Regions from separate parts of the Homo sapiens genome. Here region 1 is linked to region 2. A link is a loop called in an ENCODE intact Hi-C map of the cell type or tissue named here. Cell type or tissue: PC-9. All regions are shown on one strand. Each heading gives the region's core, and the rest is flanking DNA. Links, peaks and the distances in the headings are about the cores only. Region 1 overlaps RGL1 (ral guanine nucleotide dissociation stimulator like 1). Region 2 has its middle 46 kb from the start of APOBEC4.

Region 1 (12,086 bases), core at 1,717-9,716, 180 kb before region 2:
TTGGGAACTTACCTTGGGACGGCAGCCCAAGTCTTTTTTAACCGATAGATGGAATTAGACTGCAGTGCCGAAACGATGGCCCTCAAGGAGGAAAAATTCTTCAGGAGTCTACATTCCTGCATGGGGAGTGATTAAAACATAAAAGGCATTTAACTATCAATATTACAATGACTTGGTGGTTTCCTGTTTTAGAGGTATCACAGCTGCTATGAATTCTTACCACAAAATAGGCAGCTGTATAAATAGTGAACATCAAAAAGTGGCTCCTTCCTCCCACCCCAGTCATCGAAACACTTTATAGATTTTGGCACAGTATGCTTGTTTTTCTCTCGTCAATATATTTTTTTGTGTTGTTGTTACAGTTTTATAGTTTCCAGCTTTCCTAGTAAAAACACTAATGGAGGTAAGTCTACAGAGCTATGCTAGAAAGAGCAACTTTCTTCTGCTGAAAGCACACAGATGTCCTAAAAATATGCACTTTAGATCTTCTTTAGATCCCAAAATGAGCTGGGCAGCAGCCACTTTGAGGTCAGATGGTATTGAACATCTCATCACCAACCCTTGTCCACAGAGGTGTATATAATTTGGCAATAAAAATTCACCACAAGTTGAACTTTGGCTTTTATGCTCTTAGCCAAGGGGGGATATTTTTATACACATTCATTTGGTTTCAAATTGGCTTGTCCTGCAACCATAAACATTCAAAAACACCTTGGTACTTCAATGCTTCCAAAATAACTCGGCCTTTTAAAATAAAATTCATTTTGGCAATGTTTTAAAACAAAATAGAAAGAGAACAGGAAACATTCTGGATGCCATTTTCTGGGTAAGGAGAGAGGCTCCCTATTTAAACTTAAGCTACCATAAGGAGCCTGTAGCATCAGCAGTTAGTGACCTTGGAGTCAAAGTCCTGTGACTGAATAGCAGGGACAGCAAAACAGACAGGGAGAAAGTCCCATTCTTGGCTGGCATGGGGAAGGTAGCAACGTGAGGAGACTGGACCAGGCCTTATGTCAAAGGAGATGCTTCATATACAGGCACATGACAGCGTACTAGGCCCAGTGTTTACAAGTGAGTACACCATGTGAGCACGTATTTGGTTTTGTGTAGAGTATCTCAGGTAAGAAGTCCCAGAGTGATTGGGCATAAATGTAAATCACTTCGAGAATCATTTCACAAAGAAATGTTAATCCTGAATACGAAGGAAAAACAGCACTCTAATTTAGCATGCCAAAATCTGGACACTGAAAACTATGCCAAACAAACCCTCAAACATTTTCTTTAGAGTAAATGCCAAAGTACTTAATAAAAGTCATGTCCACCCTTTTTAAATGCCTCAATGTCCTCCCCTTATTTGGAAAGATATAAAGAGAAAGAGAGAAGAAGGAGGGGAAGGAGGGAGGGAGGGAGGAAAAGAGGGAGGGAGGGAGGGGAAGAGAGAGAGAACAAGAGAAATGTTCTGAATTGCAATCTGGAAACTAAGCCTATGGGAGCATGGTTCAACAAAGGTTCACAAAAGTTATATTCTAAAAATCAGGAAACTTGCAATAAAAAAAGGAACTCAGGAACAGATACATCATGCAAATTGAAATAAACACATGGAACACATTATTCAAAAAGAGGTTTAAACTAAGGGTTTAAAGGAGTACAAAAGGCATCTGGTCCCATTTCTAGAAAAAGAGGCATCTTCCAGGAGATGTGATGCAAAAGTAAAAACATACCATTAAGGGCAGTCCAAGAAAATATAGTCATATTAGGTCAGAAAAATTTTCTTTTTCAAATATCCTTTCAATAGAAATTGACTACGATGAATGCAGGAAAGGTAAAATAAATCTTGGTAGCAAACCACTGGTAAGCCTCATTATTTTATTACATTTCCCTACACAATTGTAAAAGATACAACATACTCAGTATTAGGAAGTGATATCACCAAAAAAAAAGTAAGAGCCCTTGGCTTTATTAGCACATGATATGGGATTTGAAATATACTTCAAATGATTCAACTTGCATTTCTTATTACTACATAAATGCACAATTTACATTCAATTTGGACCAAAAGTCATCGCTTGAGCCCCACTATGTCACATACACAGATGCTATATTGTCACTATAGCCAAAGTAGTTGAATGAATTAGGGGTAGACAGTCTGCTTTTGAGACATGCTGTGACACTTATGGCAAAAAAAAAAATAATTCCTTATCATTCTAAAAAAACAGAGAACTTCTACACTATATCTCACTCACAACTTCTTTTGTATCTCTTACTTGCTGAGCAATAAGCTCGATTTAGAATAGGAGAAATAGAAGTTGTTTATGCAACTTACACTCTTTGTTTCTTGCTGACTTTCATAATACACTAAGAAGTCTGTAATAACAGACCACCTGAAGACTCAAGGCAAATTATCTGGCACAATTGTGTCTCTGCTCTTTAATCAAAGACAGCAAAAGAGAATGTAACATTATGCCCTATCAATAGGGGCTCAAGGAAAAATATATTTAAGGGGACATAAAGCAAAATGTGTTTTGGTTGAGAGTTTACCCATAGAGCCCAGAACACAAATTAATATGATATTTTCATATTAATAATTTTTCAAAATCATTATTTTGCTGATGTAATTTCTTTTGCCTAGAAAAAAAAAAACCTCTCTAATCTTCAAATACCAAAAATCCTATCTGTTACTCAAAGTTAATTTCAAATGTCAATTCATCCATGAAACCTTCCTTGATCATCCCATCAGAAATGATTTCTCTCTCCCCCACTTTTACAGTGCTTATCTCCCATGGCCCTACTCCTCTACTGTCTCAGGCTGAGATAATTCCAGTATATCTTAGCTTCCTTGTTTGTGTACGGGTTCCTGCAAACAAATAATTATGCTCTATCCTAGTATGTCCCCTAAGTACAGAATATTGTGGTTTACACACATTAGAAGTTCACAAAATATTTGGTGGCCCACTGACTGCACACTGTTGCCATTTTCTCAGTCATGAGATAAGATGCTGAGAAGGGGAGGTCCTATGGTATGTAAGCAGTTCATCCAAGAGACTAGACTCCAACACTCAGAAGAATGTGAGTCAGGCCTAGGAACAGACTCCTCCCCTCCAACTTCAGATTAATATGAGACATGACCTCAGATTAATATGAGATCTCTGTAAGTGTCTCAGTCCTTTAGAAAAGAGATTCAGGACTCTGAAGAAGTACCAGCTCTTCAAAACTGCAGAAGATGTAATGCCTCCAGGTACTGGGAGGGGGCATAGGTAATCACTCTGGGTTGAAGGGCAGTCTGTTTTGACATGCAGACCATACATTTATATTTACTGAACATGGTGCTGAAACCAACACTCAGTCTTGTCGTGAATACAAAGGGGAAAGCAGACAGAATGTCTCACTCTAGAGAGGTAGCAGTGTGAGAGCCCATAACTGGGAAGAAGTGAGCAGGGGTCCAATTTTTTAAAAAAGAGGAAAATAAATAAGCTGCCAAGTTTAGAAAGGCAACTTTTTTCTTACTCTGGAAGAACAACAAAAACCCAGTGGGCTCTCATATATGGTCTTTTGACTGCCTTTTCAACCAAACAGCTAAACCATTTAAACGAAGTGATGGAGCAGTCTCTTGCATCTACCAAACACAAAGAATATTTTATAAAAGACAATTACATGAGCGATGTTGATCCACTTCTCAATGATTTTGGCTCTCTGCTGAGTTTTGAGTTCTTTGCCCCCCAGGATGGTGCTGACAACACATTTGGTGAGGGTATTAAACTGAGAGATGGTGGCACGGATCGTAGGAGCCAAATGTTTGTTTTCCTTCTTATCCCTTCGAGACCAAATGCAGCCCAGGCAGTGGTGAGGCACTACTTTCTTGAAGAGTTGCTGGAACAAAAGAGGAACTGACTTTAAGGACAACACAGACATTTCATATGGCAAAGCATGTCATCTGGGTCATTTGTAAATTGGTATTTTTGTGAATGGCCAGATAATCCTTTTCTACTTGATTTGTCTCATGGTGTCCATTTCAACAGACAAAAGTAAATAATTAATATACTCATCGATAATGTTCACTAGAAGGAAAATCTCCACCCTGTTCCACACTGCCTTGTCAAAAGTGATAAAGCAGAAGAGCTAAAGCCACCACGATAACTCCTCACAGTCCTCTTGTATTTACCATCTAACACCGACCTATGAAATCTGACTGACATACTCAAATATGTCCAGCTCACAAAAATATTCAAACTTCAAAAGTACAGAAAGCACACGTGGAAATGAGGGGCCAGATACAATCACATGTGGATTCTGTGAATTTATTTTATTCTAACTTATACTTTGATCCCTTTACAATCCTCCAAATAAACAGTTCAGATCTTGAAATATTTATGAGTGTAAAGGGAGAAAAATACCCACAGAACAAGGCAGATTTTGTTTCACAGGGATTCGAATTCTTATTTCCCTCTGTGTCTTGAGCTCCAAAAGCACCTTCTCCTAGAGTTGCAAGAAGAGCTCAGGCCTGAATTATTCAGATGATTGATTCAAGACACATCTTAACTCTGTATCTGCAGGCGCAGCCTGTCTCAAGGATTCAAGAAGACTTAAAATCACATTATCCCACTGCTGTCACCGGGGCACCAGTGCCATCACTCCCCTATGTTTTAAGTGAAAGTACATCTGATCACAAAGAGAAGACATACTGCATCCATGTAGGTCAGCTGCTCTGCCACGAGATCTTCTGAGAAGCACGTGAATTCTGCTGACTCTCCACCCTCCAGTTCCTCTTCCTCTTCCAGGCTGAAGGAGATCGTGTTGGGAAGCCCATCTGTTCACATATGGAAAAGATTAGTAATTTGGCGCCAGTGTATATAATCTTGCTTATAGAGTCATCAGACTTTACTCCTTGTTTAGGAAGAAGAGGGCCAATCCTCCAGAACAGCCACAGGGAGACAACCACAAGCACAATGCATCTGAGAACAATGGAGATCTTCCCATCTCTGCTTGTTCTTAGATTCTCTATTAAGATCAGAGCCCTCATGCTCTCACTCTGACAAATCACTGGCTCCTAGGCCAAGGACAGAGCCAGGATAGGCAAAGTCTAGAGAGAGCCCTTTGTCTAGGGCTCTTTCAAACTTTTTGATCAGATCAGCTCCAGGACTAATCCAACTAACTCCTAAACCCCAACCATGCAATTTTTGGTTGCTGGGCGACTTATAACCAGAAGCCTGGAAGGACTCGCCATGAAGGCAGGTATGACTTTGGGCAATAAAATGAGCCATTTTGGTGTTAGAAATGCTGACGAAGCCCTCAAAATTCTCAAAATGTTCAGAGTCACTTTCAACTTCCACCCAAAGCTAAGAATGCATGAAGCAGAACAGTCTTCAACTAAATTCACCTGAACCTATCACAGCCAAGATCATCAATTAGCAAATTACATAGGGCACAGCATGAAGAAGAGAAAATCAGTACCCAGGATTCCGAATAAAAAGCAGAAGAGCCCACACCTGGAATAGGACCTCCAGTCTCCATTTTGAAAGACTGGAATTTGATGAAGGTTTTCTGACTTAAATCCCCAGCCTTCCTTTCCTGGAACCTTTCCCCAGTGCTCGGGTTGTTTCCCAACCTCAGCCCCTTCACACCCCTCACACTCCTTCCTGTCAAACCTGTTCTCAAGGAAAGAAAACTCTAGTTACATTCAGTTATATCTTAGCAGAAATGTAAATCAGCATGTTACTACTCCCCCAGAATGCTTATATTTTGAGCCTTTTCTTTCTTTCTTTGTAGAATTAAAGACTATTGGGCATCTTGGATTAAGTCACAGTGGCTTTCCTTCATTTTCCAGGGAAAAGGAGCTTCCGAGAGTGGACCCTACACCACTTCCCCTTTAGGGCAGCATGTGGTTATCTGCCTATACTGGTGGCAGGTATGTGATTTGAGGATTGCCCCTTTACCCTGGACTTGAAGTTCCAGATGCCAATGGGGTTGGGTTATGACTGAAAAACGTAGAAGGGGATCACTGCCTATCCCCGGAGTCTGCGACACAAACAGGTACAAGCTAAAGGAAGCTAAAACCCCATGACATGGAGGATGTTAAGCAATCTAATTTCATCATTCTTCCTCCATACAACTCTGGCACTGTTTAATTTAGAGGTGTAATTAGAAACTTGGGATCCCAAATAAAGGTTCAGAAACGGCCTCTCCCTCGTCTTGTCAACAAATACATACATATATCCCATTTGCCCTGCAATGCAGAGCCTAACCCACTTCAGTCAAGGAGCAGGGTATGTGCTAAGGCTTGATCTTTCCATTCATTCATTCAGCAAACACAGCAGCCCAATGTGTGTCTATAATGTTGCTGTGCATGAAGATTACATGATCCTTTCTCTCTGGGGCATAGTCCATGCCTTCACTGTTTTCTGCTTTTGATTCTCCTCCAGAGATAAGTAACAACATGAAGCACGATTTTACTTTTTAAAAACATATAGGAGAGCTTGCTTCTTCCGCAGGAGTAAAATTGGGTAAAACAAGCACATGGGAACTGAGGCAATCTCCCTCTCCCCTGCCTCAGCCTGCCAAATGAGCTCTGCCTTGCAGTCCCTGTGTTGGAAACAATGAATGACTGGTCCCACCGGTTCCCCAATTAGGCTCAGAGCCAGGGGCAGCCCCAGTGGGGAGAGCTGGGCTCCAACACAGCGTTTCCCACTCCAGCACAAAGCCAGGCATGGAGGCCCTGAAGGGAGCTGAGGTCCGCAGCTGGAGGAGTGCCCCTGGTATTCAAACATTCCTGGCAGATGAAGTCATCTGAGATATAGAGTATTTGGCAGTCAGCTTCCAATGATGCAATTGCATTTCCCTCTCTCTGGGACCCCCATCCATAAGAAATTCAGCAGGTATTGTTTGGAATTTAGGTCTATTTTCTTTGGAGCTGATGCAGCTTTCCTTATTGGTGCTGAGGAACATTTCCTTTCCCTTACTGATGAAGTCAGGCATCCCTTCAGGGTAATGCCTGTCAGAAGCTCCAAGTGGGTCAGCCACCATGGAAACTGTCACCCAGCACCCCAGTGAGAGGATACAACATCACACTGGAAGCCTGTCCCAGCCTCTTTCTGACTTTCTTCAAAGCCTAATAGTTCCAAGCACCTCATAACCTGCAGTGGTGGCCTTTCCTTTGTCCTTGCAAATAGGAAGTTAATCTTCAAATAGGGAAAAACAGCTGCAGAAACTTCCTTTGATGAGGCCCTTATAGATGCTAAATGATGACAATCTGCACTGGCAGGGGACCCGTTACAGTGATGCTTTTCCATACTGAAGGACAAACACCTTTTCCAAGCTTTTGGGAGGGCAGGATCAGAACTAGACTTCATTCCTTGACTGCTAGACGGGAGTGGTTGTGATGGAAGGCTAGAAGGAGCCATTAAACAGGTAATAAAATGCAAATTCAGGTTCAGCATGGTACATGTTGATAAGGGAAGATTAAAGTTCATCAAGGAGACCCTCTTCTTGGTAACAGAAGAAACCCCAGGAAATTACTTAATTTTTCTGAGCTGGAGTTTCCACAGTTTCCTCATCCATAAAATGAGGGAGCCAGATTAGGTAGTCTTGAAAATACCCTTCTCTGTCTAAAATTCTAGGCTCTCTAATTAGTACTTCAGTAATCTTGAGAATTTTATACTCAAGCCAATCCTCCAGCAGCATGTTGTTTTGAGGGTACCAAGGTTTCCTATTAGCCAGCACAGGGAGAACCTTTCTCCAGCGTGGAGGCTGGAGAATCAGAATCTAGCCTTTTCCCTGGGAACAAACAAGTACTCACTGTCAGTTTCCACTTCTTGCTTCTGAAACTGCTCAAGAAGATTTTGTGCTCTTCTTTCTGGGTCAGAGCCCGGCATCATCCGTGTGAGATAATCCAGCAGTTTCTGTAAGCAAGGGAAGTGAGGGGGCTCTCGGAAGTCTTCTGCACACTGGTCAAGCCAGGCCCTTAGTATGGAAGCGATTGCACTGAGAAAGACAAATGGAGAGTCACTGCACCCAACTGGCTGTGGGGAGGCAAAGCAATCCCTGGACACCAGGGTGGACCCCAGGGGCACCCCTGGAAACTTGGGTGGGTGGTCAACAGATCATTCATCCAAAAGTTCCTAGAAACATCAATGGATTTAAAGCACTTGAAAACAAACTAAACTTTATTGTTTTAAGTGGAGTGCTGCAGTGAAACTGATAAGGTTTTTTGTTGTTGTTGTTTGTTTGTTTTAAGGAGGCTAAACTTTGGAAAAACCCATACAGGGCAGAAAAATTGATGTGTAGAAGGTTTAGTGAGTCCTGAAGAAACTTCAAAGCAATCTGTACACAATAAGATTATGCTCAAATTAAATCCCACAAAATCTGCCACCTAATATGTTAGGAAATAACTGACTGCCGGTAGGCCAGAAATCCATCTGATGAAAGGAAGTGCCTGAGTGTGGAAAGATAAATGCATAAATTCAAGTTGACAAGGATCACCAGGGCTTCAGCATGAACACTGAAAATGTCCTCATAAAATTATCCTTTTGTTTCTCAAATTACAATGAGAGGAATATGTTTCAAGTAGCAGAAACAGTAGGTAGAGAAGTTATGTCTTTAAAAGATAAAGAACAAAAACTTGATAAGCAAAGGTGATTTCTTCTGATGGCTCTGTGGGTCACAGAGTCCACCTAGGGGAAGACAAGGTTCCAGGGCACAAAAAGAGACAGGGTCATTTGTATGTGCACAGCTCCCTCCAGTATGTTAGTAATAACACAGCATGTTGTCTTTAGGTTGGGGCACCCACTCACTGAAGGCTAGAGACAAATAGCTGAAGGATAAAAAGGATAAAATGTTTTGCATGCTATTATTCTATGCTTCATCTTCAAAGAAGACTTTACCAACACTCCTGACTCAATCACATGCCACAGACAAGGAGAACAGAACAGAACACTCTGCCTGCCTAGCAACCAGTTACCCCATACGGTCCCGGAATAGTCACTGCTGAAGGCTGGAGAAGATGACAGGGACTATACATTAATCCATGCATCTTTTATTGACAGAGACACAACACCTCATCTTAACTAAACACTTTACCAAAATTTTTCAGCCAAAAAGAATTTTTTAGCACATTTTAAAATTATCATTATCACCTAATTATACTTCAAAGAAATTGTTTTTTTAGTTAACAAACTATAACTGGACTAAGTTATTACCCACATATGTGAAAGTGAAGGCTGGGCTTTCACAGGTGTGTCTAACTTTCTTCACATCTTGATTTCACACCAAGAAGCTGGACTATCATCAAAGCATAAGTATGACTAAAGCCAATTTAATGCTTAACTTTTGGAATTGAAGTACAAACAGAAAGAAAATAAATGTGTTACTGTTTTCATTATGGTGTAGATCATTGTTTCACTAATGTGGAACGTTAAAGCATTTGGAACTATAATATTCAATTATCTGCATCTAAAGTAGATACATGAAACCATCAAATGAAAGTCATAGAAATAATTCAATACTCCAAATATTTAGTCCAGATTAAATGAAATGATAAACAATAATTTCACTTTCTTCCAGAAAGCCAGAAATTAATTGAAAACCTGATATTTGCATTTACATCAGCTTGACTTTTACAGAAAAAGAGTTTTGCACCTTTAAAAAGAGGGATGAATTAATCTAATTAACACCACTATACTTGCTTAATGTTTCTTAATATTTCAGTGAAAAGATACTCTTATGATGACACTGATGGAAAAACAGATATGGAGAGGTGATAATTCATATCATATACTCAAGTCAAAAACAGTAGCAGCCTAACAACAAGACAGTGTTTCACTGAAAAGAACACCCAGACGGAAACACAAAATTACAGGTAAGAGTCAGTGATGCTAATATATTATTCACTTCTTAAATGCCTGTGATCCTTAATTATTATGATAAAACTCATTATTTATTGCAAAAAAGTAAGTCTTACAAATGTACATAAACTAAAAAAGCAAAATACCTACTCTCTCCCTTCATCCTAATCCCATTCCCAGGACCTTTTGTTAACTGTTAGAATATATCCTTCTAGGCTTTTCTGTGGATATGTATACATATTTAAATATACATAATATGTGCCAGGTGTGGTGGCTCACGCCTGTAATCCCAGCACTTTGGGAGGCTGAGACAGGATTATTGCTTGAGCCCAGGAGTTCGAGACCAGCTAGGGCAACGTGGCGAAACCCCATCTCTACAAAAAATACAGAAAATTAGCCAGGTGTGGTGGTACACGCCTGTAGTCCCAGCTGCTCAGGAGGCTGAGGTGGGTGGATTGATTGTACCCAAGAGATAGAGGCTGCAGTGAGCTGTGATCACACCACTGCACTCCAGCCTGGGTAACAGAGCGAGACCCTATCTCCAAAAAAAAAGATAGACAGATAGATAGATAGATAGATAGATAGATAGATAGATAGATAGATAGAAAGAAAATCAACATGGGCTTTTTTACTGAGCAGTATATTACAGATACTTCATCATTACCTCTAGATCTATCTTATTGTTTCTCATGATGTGGACACACCATAATTAAGTATTCTTCTACTGGAAGGCAGGTATTTAAGTTATTTTCAGGTTGTCACAACTACAAAATATGTGCATCCTTGCCTCCATCTCTGCATGCTCGTGTGGGTATTTCTGATGGGCACACAGCACTTACCTCTATGGAGAGCTGCAGCCTCAGAAGAACTAGGAGAGTTCTAAAGAGGAGCCTTCGTCCACATTAGACTTGCCCTTAGGTGGACATTTTGTGTTCCTCAATCTGATGTTTTTAATGAACTCTGGCGATCTATACATTTTTTTACTCTTTGTGACAGTGACCTTCCTGTAGCTTAGCCTAAGAAGGCTTTGAAAGTTCACCACAAACTCAGATACTCAATCAGCCAGAAAAAAGCATTTTCACACAAAAGAGGAATGAAGGGGGAGGAGGACGAAGAAACAGAGAAAGGGAAAGACATACACAAACAGCACAATAGAACACGAGGCAGAGCCCTGCCCTCCTCATCGGCAGAGCGTTTCTCAGCACACCAGGCAGGGAAGCTTTCTGGAAAGGCCTGGACACATGCCCAAGGCTCACAGTAGCTTTGTGTGTGCCAGTCCTGGGAAGAAACTTTCCGTTCTTGATAGATTTAGAAGCAGATACAAATGCGAAACTTTTAAGATTTCAAAAAAGAAAGCAACATCGCAAAATAATGATGAAAAGAAAAACAGGATTACTGGCCAATGGCTTTTCGGTCTTACCCAGCCTGGCTCCAGTCCTAAGATCTAACTTATATATTAACCAGAACAGAGTGGGGGGATGTAAAGAATCTTACAGCTGAAGGGAAATTCTGGTTTGAAGTCACAAATTTACAGGTCTGGTATGTCTGTTAGACTACAGAAGCCACTTGGTTCTGTACACAGACCAAGACAGGACGCTTGGAGACCTGGAGAAAGAAAACTCTATCTTTCATCCTGGCTGTCCCACCGGGGAACTAAGGAAGCCTGGATAGGTCAGTTAACTCCACTGACCCCCCTCTCTGGGGAAGAGATATAATAACACCTTCTTCATCTACCTGACACTGATCAGTTGTGATTTCAAATGATATAATGTCAATAAGGACATTTTGAGATACCTGGAGAGAAACATAATTATCAACAGTCTTACAACTACTTGCCAGAAGTCATAGAAGGAAGGGATTGAAAAGGTAAAATGGCTCAGCGAAAATCCATCAGCACTCACAGGAATTGACTCAAAGAATCTGCCACCTCTCACAGGAAGAATGACACAGAATACAAGCCATGCTATGACATGTGTGACTTCAGGCCTGCTGGAAGAAGATGGCTGCTGTGAACACACACACAAGACACACACACACATATGTGCCCACATACATATACCTTGAGGTATCCTCTCTAGGACAAATCAAAGACATCAAACTGTAGTATTAACTGCAAGAGATGATTCTTGAATAACTTGTAAAGGCAGAAGTAATTCCTGAAGCCAAACTGGATGATTACAATTGTGACATAACCTAAATTCAGTCTGGAGAAAAGCCAGTATGTGACTTCCTTTTCCAAAGTAATCTTTGGTG
Region 2 (12,086 bases), core at 2,157-10,156:
CTGATTCCCAAAACCTCTTTGTCTTTACATGGGAAAACCCCGACACCCACCTTTCACATCAGCTTACCTGGTGCATACTAACTCAAGGTTTCAGAGACAGCCCCCACCTTTTTGGGCAGGCCCTGGCTCGTGACCTCTGTACCTTATCCCTAAAACCATCCACTCTCCTTCAGTATGTTGATGATCTACACCTATGTAGACCCTCTCAAAGAGACTGCAATGTCCATACCATCTCTCTTTTAAACTTCTTGGCAGAATGGGGGCATCAGGTCTCCCCTAAGAAAGCACAAATAAGCACCCCCCCAGTCACCTATCTAGGCCTAGCTCTTACCCCGCAAACCCGAGGGCTCACAACCGATGGCATATCCCTCCTCCAGTCCCTCCCACCTCCACAAACTAAGCAAGAAATTATCTCTTTTCTAGGACTAGCAGGATATTTTAGGCTCTGAGTTCCCTCCTTCACTCTACTCACCAAACCGTTATACCAAGCCACTAAAGGCCCTCTCCATGAGCCTTTAAACCCTGCACTGCCTATTACCTAACCTTTCCGTCTACTCCAGAAGGCTCTCGCCTCAGCCCCCGTCCTCACTCTCCCAGACCTAGACCTCACCAAACCTTTCTCCTTCTACACCAATGAATGATGTGGAGTTGCAATAAGTGTTCTAACCCAGTCTAAGGGACCCACCTTCCAGGTTGTTGCCTAAACAGCTTGAAGCCACAGTTCTTGGATGGCCTGCCTGCCTCCAAGCATTGGCGGCAGCTGCTATCCTCACCCTTGAAAGCTTAAAACTATCTCTTCATGCCAACCTAACAGTTTATTCAACCCATAACATCAAAGACATGCTAGCTCACTGCAGTGTACTAAGTCTCATCTCTGCCCAACAGCTCCTCCAACTCTATGCTCTATTCATAGAAACTCCCCACATCACCATGCTAACCAGCTCCTGTCTAAACCTGGCTACACTCTTACCTGAAGCTACAACCACCCAAGACCCTACGCACTCCTGTGTGAACACTGTTCAAACATTTCTTATACATTTTCCAAACCTAACAGACCAACACCTTCCAGATGCCTCCTTTACTTGGTTTGTAGATGGCAGCTCCTTCCTACATCAAGGACACCAACATGCTGGCTATTTTATAGTGTCACCCCCCACACACTATTGAAGCCAATATGCTCCCTCTAAGAACCACCTCCCAAAAAGCTGAACTCATTGCCCTCACTCAAGCTCTCACTCTAGCAGCCAGACAACAGATCAACATATATTCAAATTCTCATTATGCATTCCACATAGTGCACTCACACTCTTCCATCTGGAAAGAACAGCGTTTCCTAACTGCAAAAAACACTCCTGTCATACATGGCTCTCTCATCAACAAACTCCTTCAAGCTGCCAGGCTCCCACAGAAAGTTGCCATCATTCATTGCAGAGGCCACCAAACTCCATACGATCCTATAGCAGCTGGAAATGCACTAGCAGATTAGGTAGCCAAACAAGTACACCTACAACCTGTGCAAGGCCAGTTTTTGTCCCTGTCCTTGTTCTCTCCTCTTTAATCCTCGGAAGAAAAGGAGGACTTCTGAGCCCAAAACCTTCAAAAGCAAGGACCATGGTAGGTCAAGGAAGGGCGCTTCGTTCTTCCTCACTCTCAAACAATCCCTATCCCCCAAAGTCTCCACAACTTTTCCATGTCAGTTCCAAACCTCTCTTACAACTTCTCCGCCCTATTCTCACTTGTCCTCACCTTTCCAGCTGTGTTCAAGAAATCACCCAGTCCTGCTCTATCTGCCACTCAGTGTCACCCCAGGGCTCCCTCCAGCCACTGCCTTTTCCTACCCACCAAGCCCAGAGACAGGTACCTGGGCAAGATTGGCAAGTAGACTTCACTCACATCCCACCCGATAAACAGCTCCACTATCTTCTAGTCTTTGTCTGTACTTTCTCCAGGTGGGTAGTTCCAAACAACTTCAGAAGGTGAGGTTTGTGGTAAGTTTAATATCTCCAATTGTTGTCTTAACATAGACGATAATGGAAAAACAGTACTATAAATCGCTTCAAACATCAGAAAAGTAGCCCATGTACCAGTCCAAACCTGGAAGGGATGGGACCCAACAAACATTCTAGGAGGGTGGTTCTCTAATTTAAGAGGATTTAAAATGCTGGTAGGGACAGTAATCTTCATCACTGGGCTCCTCCTGTTTCTCCCCTGTATTATCCCACTAATAATAAAAGCTAATAAAAGTCTTGTTGAAACCATAGTTAACCACCAGACAATCCAGACGATGCTCCTGCTGCAACGACATGATGAATACCAACCCATCTCTCAAAAATACCCCCAAAATTAAGTTTTTGTTTCCAAGGTGGCCACACCACCCCCTATGTCACGCTTGAAGTAGTTATTGAGAAAGTCGTCGCTTTTCCCTTTTTCTATAACCAAATAGACAAGAATGAAAGACTTTCCCCAGGGCCTGGAAGCCGGCGGGGGGAGGTGGTGGTGAATAACTCCTCACTTCTGAGGCCTAGTCCCAAGGCACAAGACCACTTGTGCCAACAGTGTTTGTCAGCAAGATGGCAGAAGCAGGAAGAGAACTGGCCGGAAGACATGTACCCCCTGAAGACCGAGAGAGGTACTGCTGTCCAGGTACTGCATAGCAGTTACATCAGACTGAGATACTTCCTGTTTACAGGAGACTATAAAACTGCTACCCTGTCCGCATTTGGTGCTGATGCCCTTTTAAGCCTCAGCCCGTCTGCACCCAGGCACACATTAAAACAGCGTGTTGCTCCACACCGCCTTGTGTTGTTCGTTGGTGCGCTTTCAGGGTTCAAACCGATACAAGAGCCTTACAATTCTGACAATTCATCTGTGTGTTTATCCATGCTCCAATCCCCTGTCAGTTGGTCCAGCCTCGAATGCCTGCCCACATCAGTATGTGCCCCATGAGTCATAACACCAATCCATCTACTAGCTCTAGGATCCCCACTGTATGAAGGGACTGTCACAGACACAGACACGCCTGACAGCCAGTACAATGCCTCAGCCCAACCTTACTGGTAGCCTCATAGACAGCCATGTCACCACCTTCCATGTGAATCAAGACCTATGTCTTGAAATATGCAATGACTTTGCAACCAGCGTTCATCTGATGGATCTACTAGGTATAAAATGGCAGTCGCATGGGTCAAAGGAAGGAAATAAAGCCTTATTAACTTCATTTTAAAATAGAAGAAGGAATACATATTCTACTATTTATCAAAAAGTCCCATCACCACCTCCCACTTTGCTGGTAATCTGCAGTGGCAGTGTTGTCCTGAGTCATCTAGGTGAATTCAAGGCTGGAAGCAATGCAGTTGGGCGTAATTCACCATGACTCACAGAAAAAAAAAACTGTTCACTAGGGTCCAGAAACTTCTTGTTTGTTTCTCATATAGCATATAGATGACTTTGGCATACCAGAATTTGTAAACAATGGTCCTACTTTAGTGAGATAAAAAACAAACTTTCATTCTCTTCCTTGTTGCTTTCAAGTAATGTTCAGGCTTCTTTTGTGTCAGGTATCATAGCTAGAGTTGACATACCTAGAGTTTTGACAAAGTAGCCAAAGACAATAAGCAGAAAGCATTTTCTGCAAAATAAAGACATTATGCAAAAAACAATAAAATATTATTTTATTTTATTTTTTTCGAGATGGAGTCTTGGTCTGTCACCCAGGCTGGAGTGCAATGGTGCAATCTCAGCTCACTGCATCCTCTGCCTCCCAGGTTCAAGCAATTCTCTTGCCTCAGCCTCCCGAGTAGCTGGGATTACAGGTGGCTGCCACTATGCCCGGCTAATTTTTCTATTTTTAGTGGAGATGGGGTTTCACCACATTGGCCAGGCTAGTCTCGAACTCCTGACCTTGTGATCTGCCTGTCTTGGCCTCCCAAACTGCTGGGATTACAGGCATGAGCCACTGCACCCGGCCAATAAAATATTATTTTAAAAAAGAAAAATGGAAAAATTAAGAGCCTAACATTATTGAAGGCAGTGGAGGGTGGGGTGGGATTTTGGGTAGAGGTTGTTCCCTATTTCACTTCCCATTGAATTCCATCCATTTAATAAAACTGGTTGCACAAAAGATTGAGAGAGGACTTCAAGCCTTTCTTGATAGACCATACACCTCTGTCCTACTCTACCTCTCCATTCCCATCAGTCATACAATCCGGGGTAGGGAAATGGAACACACCTCCTATTCTCTGTCATCAGTACCTTGAAAATGAGGGTTTAGACTAATAACCAGGCAATCTCCAAGGTCAGTTCCAGACCAGCTCTGAAATTAAATTACCTTAAGGCTTCAGAGAACTAAAAACCATTCTTTCATCAAATGGTTGGAAGTCCCTGGGACAGTGGATTGTTATTCCCCAAAACCAAAACCTAGGATCTATCCTATCAACAAATCTGTGTGTGATCTCAAGGGCAACAATTGATCAATCTAAATCTCAATTTCCCCATCTGTTGCAAAAGATTCTTTAATCTTGCAGCCATAAAAAAGAATGAATTCATGTCCTTTGCAGGGACATGGATGAAGCTGGAAGCCATCATTCTCAGCAAACTAACATAGGAACAGAAAACGAAACACCACATGTTCTCACTCATAAGTGGGAGTTGATCAATGAAAACACATGGACACAGGGAGCGGAACATCACACACCGGGGCCTGTCAGGGGCTCAGGGGGAAGGAAAGGGAGAGCATTAGGACAAATATCTAATGTATGTGGGGCTTAAAACCTAGATGACAGGCCAGGCACGGTGGCTCAAGCCTGTAATCCCAGCACTTTGGAAGGCCGAGGTGGGCGGATCACAAGGTCAGGAGTTCAAGACCAGTCTGACCAACATGGTGAAACCCCGTCTCTTCTAAAAATACAAAAATTAGCCAAGTGTGGTGGTGTGCACCTGTAATCCCAGCAACTCAGGAGGCTGAGGCAGGAGAATCACTTGAACCCGGGAGGCAGAGGTTGCAGTGAGCCGAGATCACACCACTGCACTCCAGCATGGGTGACAGAGTGAGACTCTGCCAAAAAAAAAAAACAAACCTAGATGACAGGTTGATAGATGCAGCAAACCACCATGGAACACGTATACCTATGTAACAAAACTGCACATTCTGCACATGTATCCCAGAACTTAAAGTCAAATTAAAAAAAAAAAAAAGATTATTGAAACCTGCTTTCTGTCCATTTTTCTGAGACACAGGAAGACGTCATGTGAGATCCCATATTTATGATACTATACAGATGCTCCTGGAATAATACTACAAAGTTGAAATCCAACCATTATGTTTCCCTCAGAGACTGGATCCAGTGCTACCAACTCAACAAAGCTACTATCATCAGCCTACAATTCCTTTCTTCCCATAAAACCACTCATCATAATTGAAGTGGCTAGTGGTGCAGTATGGCTTTTTATGGGACTTAAATGGGTGGGCAATTCCCTATTACTTTGTCAGGTCTGAGCAGGTTGAGGGTAGGAGTGGGAAGAGGGATTAGAACTTAAAATCAGTCTGGTCACAGCCACTAGTATACTCCCATGCAATACGGGAAGGCTTGGTCTGGCAGGCAAAACACCACATCTGATATACAATGGTCCAGTCAGCAACAGCAAAAACAAACAAAATGAGGTGTCATTGCACAACATAACATCAGAAAATTGTGAGGTAGACACTCCTAGGAAGGTCAGGAATGCAGATCATAAGCTTCGAGGAAGTCTGTCAACAGATTGTAGAACCCAGACTTCAAGCTGGAATTTGGGCTTGAAGAATGAGGAAGGGGCTGATGAAAAGGTGGGTAAACAAGAACCAAGACAGTCAGAGGCTGGTTATTTAAAAGAGAGTACAAGGGACAGAGTATTAGAACAAAGCAAACATTGAAACATTCCAATCAGGGCTAAAAGGCAGGGGCAGGCCAGCAGCAGCGAGGGAAATAAATCAGAGGCAGCCTGCACATACGATTGATTTAGTGATCTAGTGGCTCTAGCTGGGGATAGAAGGGATCCTGGATAAAGAAAACCAGACTAGGCCTAACCTGCATATTTATTAGATTGATCAGAATCTTCAGACAATAGGATAATATGAAAATCAAGGAATCTTTCACATTAAATTTCATCACTTGCTCCACTCTAAATAGACTGATTATACAGAAAGATGGGCTCTCTAGAACATTCCTTAGAGGACTCTGTAAGGTGGGCATAGAGATAAAGATGGAGTTAAAGTCCAAGTCTACGACCTGGAGCAATTTTGGAACAAGCCTTGATGTAGGACTGTAGATGGGACTACAATATAGTTTCAAGGATGCTTACTCAGTCTGGACCAGTAGTATTTAAATGGTAAAAATGAATTTAAAAACATTGTTCAGGGTAAGTTACATCAACACATGTGAAGGAAACACACTGGGTGAACCCTATTACCTCCTGAGCTACTGACCCCACAGTGAATGTGTTAAATGACCAGGCTTCCCTGCCTCTGAAATATTGGTACCATTGTCAGATATCACAGCTCACAGCACCCAAGACTGGGCATCCAACATATGTGATGAATAAGACAGCTAAAATCTTTATAATTCAACTAAATGAGAGTATGGATGTTATAGTTCTTCCTATTCTCCATTTTTGTACACTTTGTTCCTGTGGCCAAACCTAAGGGAGTTTATAGCCTTGAAAAACACTCAATACATACATCAAAACAGAGGGAGATATTTAAATGACTTTGAACATACCATGAAGTAACTCATTCACAACGTGACCAAGTCTACAAATGATGAGTAAGCCATAGGAAAGCAACTGAAAATGACTTATAAGAAAAGCAATTGAAAAAAAGTATTCAAGTAGTTCCTATAAGCTTCAGAAACAAGTATTAGGAGGTAACAAAATGGCAGCATCTCTTAAAACTATATTGGATAATGTCATGTTAAGTGTTAACTATATTAGAGTGCTGTCTTTAAGTTGTAGCATTTCAAAATAATGTGTAATAATTTTGGCAATGAGATCAGAAATTTACTTTTTGTATCAAAGTATTTTTATGTGTTCCAAGGCAAGGCACTGGTGCAAATATTTCAGATGAGACAAAGATTTTTGTTTTGTATTGCTGCTAAAGGTTCTCTCAAGTTCACTCAAACATAGCATGGTTGTTCTATTTTAGGCATTGTATCAAAGTATAGGAAAACAGAAATCATTTCCTGTTTCTAAAAGGGAAGAGAATTAATGCAGGAAATTCTTTACAAAGGTGACCAAGGAATTGAGTCCTAAACAGGGAAGAGTGAATAAGCCAGGGACTAGCAACAGTTGGAAGCCACTACCACTCCTAGACCAGAGAGAAAAGGAAAAAGGGGTGTTACAGAACGCAAGGGCTGAGCCCACCAGGGTGTGCTGGTCAATGTTTAACAAATTGGTTCTCTGTCAGTGGAAAGCCAGGATTTGGCCTATTTTAAGTCATCAATGTGATATTGATGGAGTTGGAAAAACATAAACGTGGAGTTGAAAAAAATAAACAAAATTGTCCCTCATGAACTGGTGTGAGCTGGCTCACACACTAGGATGGAATCATTTGACAGAAGCTGTGGCCATGGCAGGAAGCTGACAGCAGCAGACAAGGAGGGGAAAATACCCTGGCTTCTCCAAGCTGCTTCTCATCATGCATTACTGCCTGCAATTAGGTCAACACAGACAGAAAGATGCCCAACCAAGAGAAATGCAACCTGCAGGGACCAGCCCCGCTACAACTCACACAGAGTACAGTGGGGAAGGGAGAGAACTGAGATACTTGGAATCCTACTGATATTTTCAATATACTCAATTAGATTAACCTAGCAATGTAGGGTTGAAATGCATGATACCTACATCTGCAGATGAAGTACCAGCACGCAACTAAAAATTCAAATTTGGCCTCAGCATACAAAACCAATGACAGTTTTTAACCTTTGAGTAAATATTTAGCAGGAGTGGGCACTGAGGTATCTGGATTGACTATCTCATGATGTTACAACGTGCATTTAAGAAGCATTTTGTGCAATACAAGGAGAATTTAAAATGATTAAAATTCCATTAATCACATTTCAAATTTCAAATTAAACGCTCACCATGCATTCAATTCATTCAGGAACCATTCCTCCGTGCAAACTGTTCCAAACACTTGGCATATAGTAGTGGACAAGATGGACAAAATCTCTGCCCTTGAGGAAACTGCACACTAGTAGAAAAGGAAGACAATAAAAATAAATAAGCAAACCATGTAAAATATTAGAAAATAATAAACACAATAGGGAGAAATAAGCAATGGAATGGGGATAGTGAGTGATTAGGGCCGTTACAATTTTTAAAAGGTTGGGAGGGAAAGGCCTCACTGATAAGGTATCATCTAAGCAAAGACTTGAAAGAAATGAGCAGTAAGCCATGGGGGTTTGGGGCGGGAGCAGGGGAAAGTGCCCTGGGTGGAAGTTGCTCAATGTATTGTAAGAACAGCAAAAAGACTGCAGCAGTCAGGAAAGAGGCACTACAGATCACGTAGGCCATTGTAAGGTTTCCAGCTTTTACCATACATATTGTAATTGGGAGCTACTGGAGAATTTTGAGCAAAGGACTGGATCAATTTGGCTGCTGTGTTTGAAATAGACTGTAGAGGTCCAACAATGAAAGCAGGGAGGCCAATTAGGAGGCAACTAGAATAGTTCAAGCTCTAGAGAATGATGTGGCTTAGGTCAGGGTGGTAGAAGTAAAGGTGGCAAGAATTGGTCAGATTCTGGATGTATTTGAAACATAGGTACAGTAGGATTTGCCAAAGGATTGGATGAAAGATGTGAGAGAAAGACCAGAAGTTCAGGGATGACTAAAATTTGGGGCCTGAGAGATGACAACTCTGAGTGGAACAGTTTTTGGGGGAAAGATCGGGTTTTGTTTTTGAACATGAGAAGTTTGAGATGTCAGATATTTACAAGAGGTTGCATCAAATTGGAGAGAACATTATCTTGTGTTCAGATAGAGGCCTGGGCTGGAGATATAAATTTGGGAGTTGTCAATATATAGATGGAGTTAAGGTCATGAAAATGCATCAGATGCCTAATGTTTGTGGATTGAGGCTGGCAACCTTTGTCAACTGAGGTTATGTGAAGAAACATTAAGACAAAGCCCTAAGGCACCCATTGTATGTGATGGATTAACTTCCTTCCTATGCACCTAGAACTAGTTATTTTCCTTGGAAAAAGTTGAGAAAATATTCTCTGGAATCATTTTTTGTGTCCTTGGTTCAGATGAGAAACCATGGTTGAAAAGGACTGATAGGGAGTTTGAGATAGTCAGGACAATGACGGGGGCACAGAAAGGAAGCTGAGAAGTGGCCTTTGAGATGGGAAGAAAGCCAGGAGAGCGCGAGCCTTGGAGAGTAAGTGGAGTGATCAAGAGTGTCAAATGCTGATGATGGGTCCCATGAAGTGAGAACTGAGAATTTATGGACAGATTTGGCTACACAGAGGTCTAGGGACCTTGACAAATGCTGTTTCAGAGGATGGTAATTGGACTGGGCTTAGGAGAGAAGAGGAAAAATGAATATTTTCAGGTATAGTTAGATAGTGATTCAAAGTGGGTCCAAAACTACCTGTTAATAATTTCTCAAGTGTCTGATTCAATCAGATTGAATAATATTTTCAGTAGGCTTAGCTTTTAAGAAAATTATACCTATTTTCAAGAATTTATCTGTAAATCAGTTTTTTTTTTCAGTGGGGGACAACCGAACAAAACTTTAAAATATATTAGATATTAAGGCTCCAACTCACATCTACAAATCTAGATTTCAAATACTTGTGTTCATAAATAGCTTCGTTAATGTTACTGGTTAATTTGAAGATAAGTAGTTATTAGAAACCTGAACTTGTGAAATAAATTCATGCTAAAATAGAACTTGTAGCTTTAACATATTGAACTTTTACTTAAGTTTCATTTGCAGAATATTTAAAAATCACTGACACAATCTAGTCATTTCTATTATTTTAAACTTCCTTTTAAACACATTACATATGTGGAGAGCTTCAACCACTTGAAAGTTGGTGGCTGACAGTATAAAATATACATTCCATAGCCCTCATGATCCACTAATCTGTTCAAATAATTTGTACAAATCACATAAATTCTCTGAAACCTGGTTTCTTTTTCTGTAGAACAGGAATCATAATACTGGAAGCATTCATTAAAAATGCTTTACGAGTCTAGCAAGTACAGTCTCTCATTAGTGATAGTAAGTGACATATTAACCCTGGACTAACTAGACCAATTAGAAAATGTGAGATGTTGGCTGGCTTAGGCAGATGGCCCAGCTGACTTAGGTGAATGGAACAAAAAAGAATCTAAAATAATAGAAGGTGGAAATATAATGTGCAGAGCTCCTATCAAGGACTTTTTGGCATCCTCGCTGTCAAGCCGATGCTTTCCTGGAAGCTTTTGGGGGCCACAGACATGATGTCATATCTGAAAGAGCAGACTCCACACATGAACTGTGTCATACACACCTTCACTTACATGGCTTCAGCTCTTTTCCACTTAGATCATCCAAGAGCTTTAGTGATTGGAGCATGGATACTTGAGATTCTGTGGACTCCTTTGCTTTTCACTTTCAAGGCTTTCTGAAAACAGCTGCAGAAATACCAAGACCTTTGGAAAAGGCTGATCTTACTACATTTTCAGCCAGACTGCAAGCTGAGAGAAGTGGAAATATTACCAGCCTGTTTTCCTGAAATCCCTGTCAGAGCTGCTCCAGCAATTTCTTGGCTTTCCATATGACCTCAAAACAGGACAATCTCATTTTCCAAATCCATCTGCTTTTTCAGCTTTACTTCTAGCCTTACATTTAAATATGCAATTAAGTCAGGCACAATAGCCCCACAGTCCCAGTAGTACCCAGATCTGCAAATCTGAGTTATCATGACCATAGAACATATAAATCAGATGGTAAACTCCAATCACAAATCCTCTACCCAATGGTTCAACTCCAAGAAATCCATTACCACCAGCAACATACTGCAGTATATTTTCAGACAAGCTAAAAGACAAATGCTTTATGTTGAAATGATCTATAGCAAGGGTTGTGACTAGGGTTGGCAAATGTCAAGAATTTCAGTTAATATTATCTCATAGCTAGAGATTTCAAATCCAGAATAACATAGAGGAAGGACTGAAAGAAAAAATGGTCATCAATGTTTAATGTAAAGAATATGGGTCAAGAACTTCAAACTAATCTTTCATTCACTCAGTCTGGCATTAGCAGATTCAGGAAGCTGTTGTAAACAAGTAGCTCTGCACAGCCCACTCCTGCCTGTGTGGAACTACACACACTAGCCACAGCTCAACACACCGCACTCTCCTGGGGACTGCTGCATCCAAGAACTCATGCAGCCAGTCCTCTTGGAAATAAAAGTTAACCTTTCCCTTCCCAAGAGACATAAAATTCTCTCTGATAGTCCCTCACTCAGAGCTGTTTTCTGGGCAAATGTCCACAGCAACACCCATTCAGAAAATCAGAAATCAGGTTGCCAAGTAAATGAGAAGTTAAAGAGACAATATTGAGAAAACAGGCCATGTTGTGCCATGCCATAGCAGCCCTTCACAATTTCTAGGAGACTGATTAAAATTTGGTTCAGGCCCAAGACACAAATATATTTTTTCAAAGGGACAGAGTAATCCTGGGAAGTCCAATCCAAAGAAGACTAAAGGGTCAAGGTCAACTTAAAGTCTATTCCAAGGGTCCTCTGATCAGTCTGGACTGCATCCAACTTCTGGTGCCTGTCTCAATTCTAACTCAAAGCAGGTGCTCAGCTCCAGAACAACACTTTACTGCCTGAAACAGGAAGGCCTACAGGTAGTGTAGGCACTACACAAGTGTATTCTGGTAAGCAGTGAGGCTTCACTTTTGGTTTTATTCTGGCTCAACTGTCCACCCTCAGGATTGGAGCAGAGCTAGACCAGCTTCTCATCCTCCCTTCATGTCCCTTCCACCAGTAGGCACTTGTGACCAAAAAAAAAAAAAGTAATCTAGAATGCCACTTCACCATGTCAGATAGCATGAACTT

What was found. Hi-C counts contacts between places; a loop is a spot of excess contacts. Peaks named below come from ENCODE experiments on the same cell type or tissue, not always from the same donor. Only the 100,000 strongest peaks of a DNase experiment are listed, where the experiment ranks them.
Region 1: a loop joins it to region 2, with 6 times the contacts of the local background. A loop is called at or near these places in 5 of 110 quality-filtered maps.

Annotation. Positions count from the first base shown.
Region 1 is chr1:183,876,504-183,888,589 of GRCh38, reverse strand. RGL1 (ral guanine nucleotide dissociation stimulator like 1) reads right to left here. Exons shown (of 18, transcript NM_001297671.3): 5 at 7,790-7,974; 6 at 4,680-4,804; 7 at 3,652-3,867; 8 at 13-116. Among named protein-coding and RNA genes, the nearest start is that of RGL1, 77 kb to the right of the region's middle. In PC-9, for the core only: no CTCF peak of the experiment used is centred there; DNase peaks (open chromatin) are centred at 5,629 and 6,649; H3K4me3 peaks cover 797 bases; H3K27ac peaks cover 2,531 bases.
Region 2 is chr1:183,693,538-183,705,623 of GRCh38, reverse strand. It overlaps a transcript of RGL1 not described here. Among named protein-coding and RNA genes, the nearest start is that of APOBEC4, 46 kb to the right of the region's middle. In PC-9, for the core only: no CTCF peak of the experiment used is centred there; DNase peaks (open chromatin) are centred at 3,393 and 5,753; H3K4me3 peaks cover 693 bases; H3K27ac peaks cover 4,247 bases.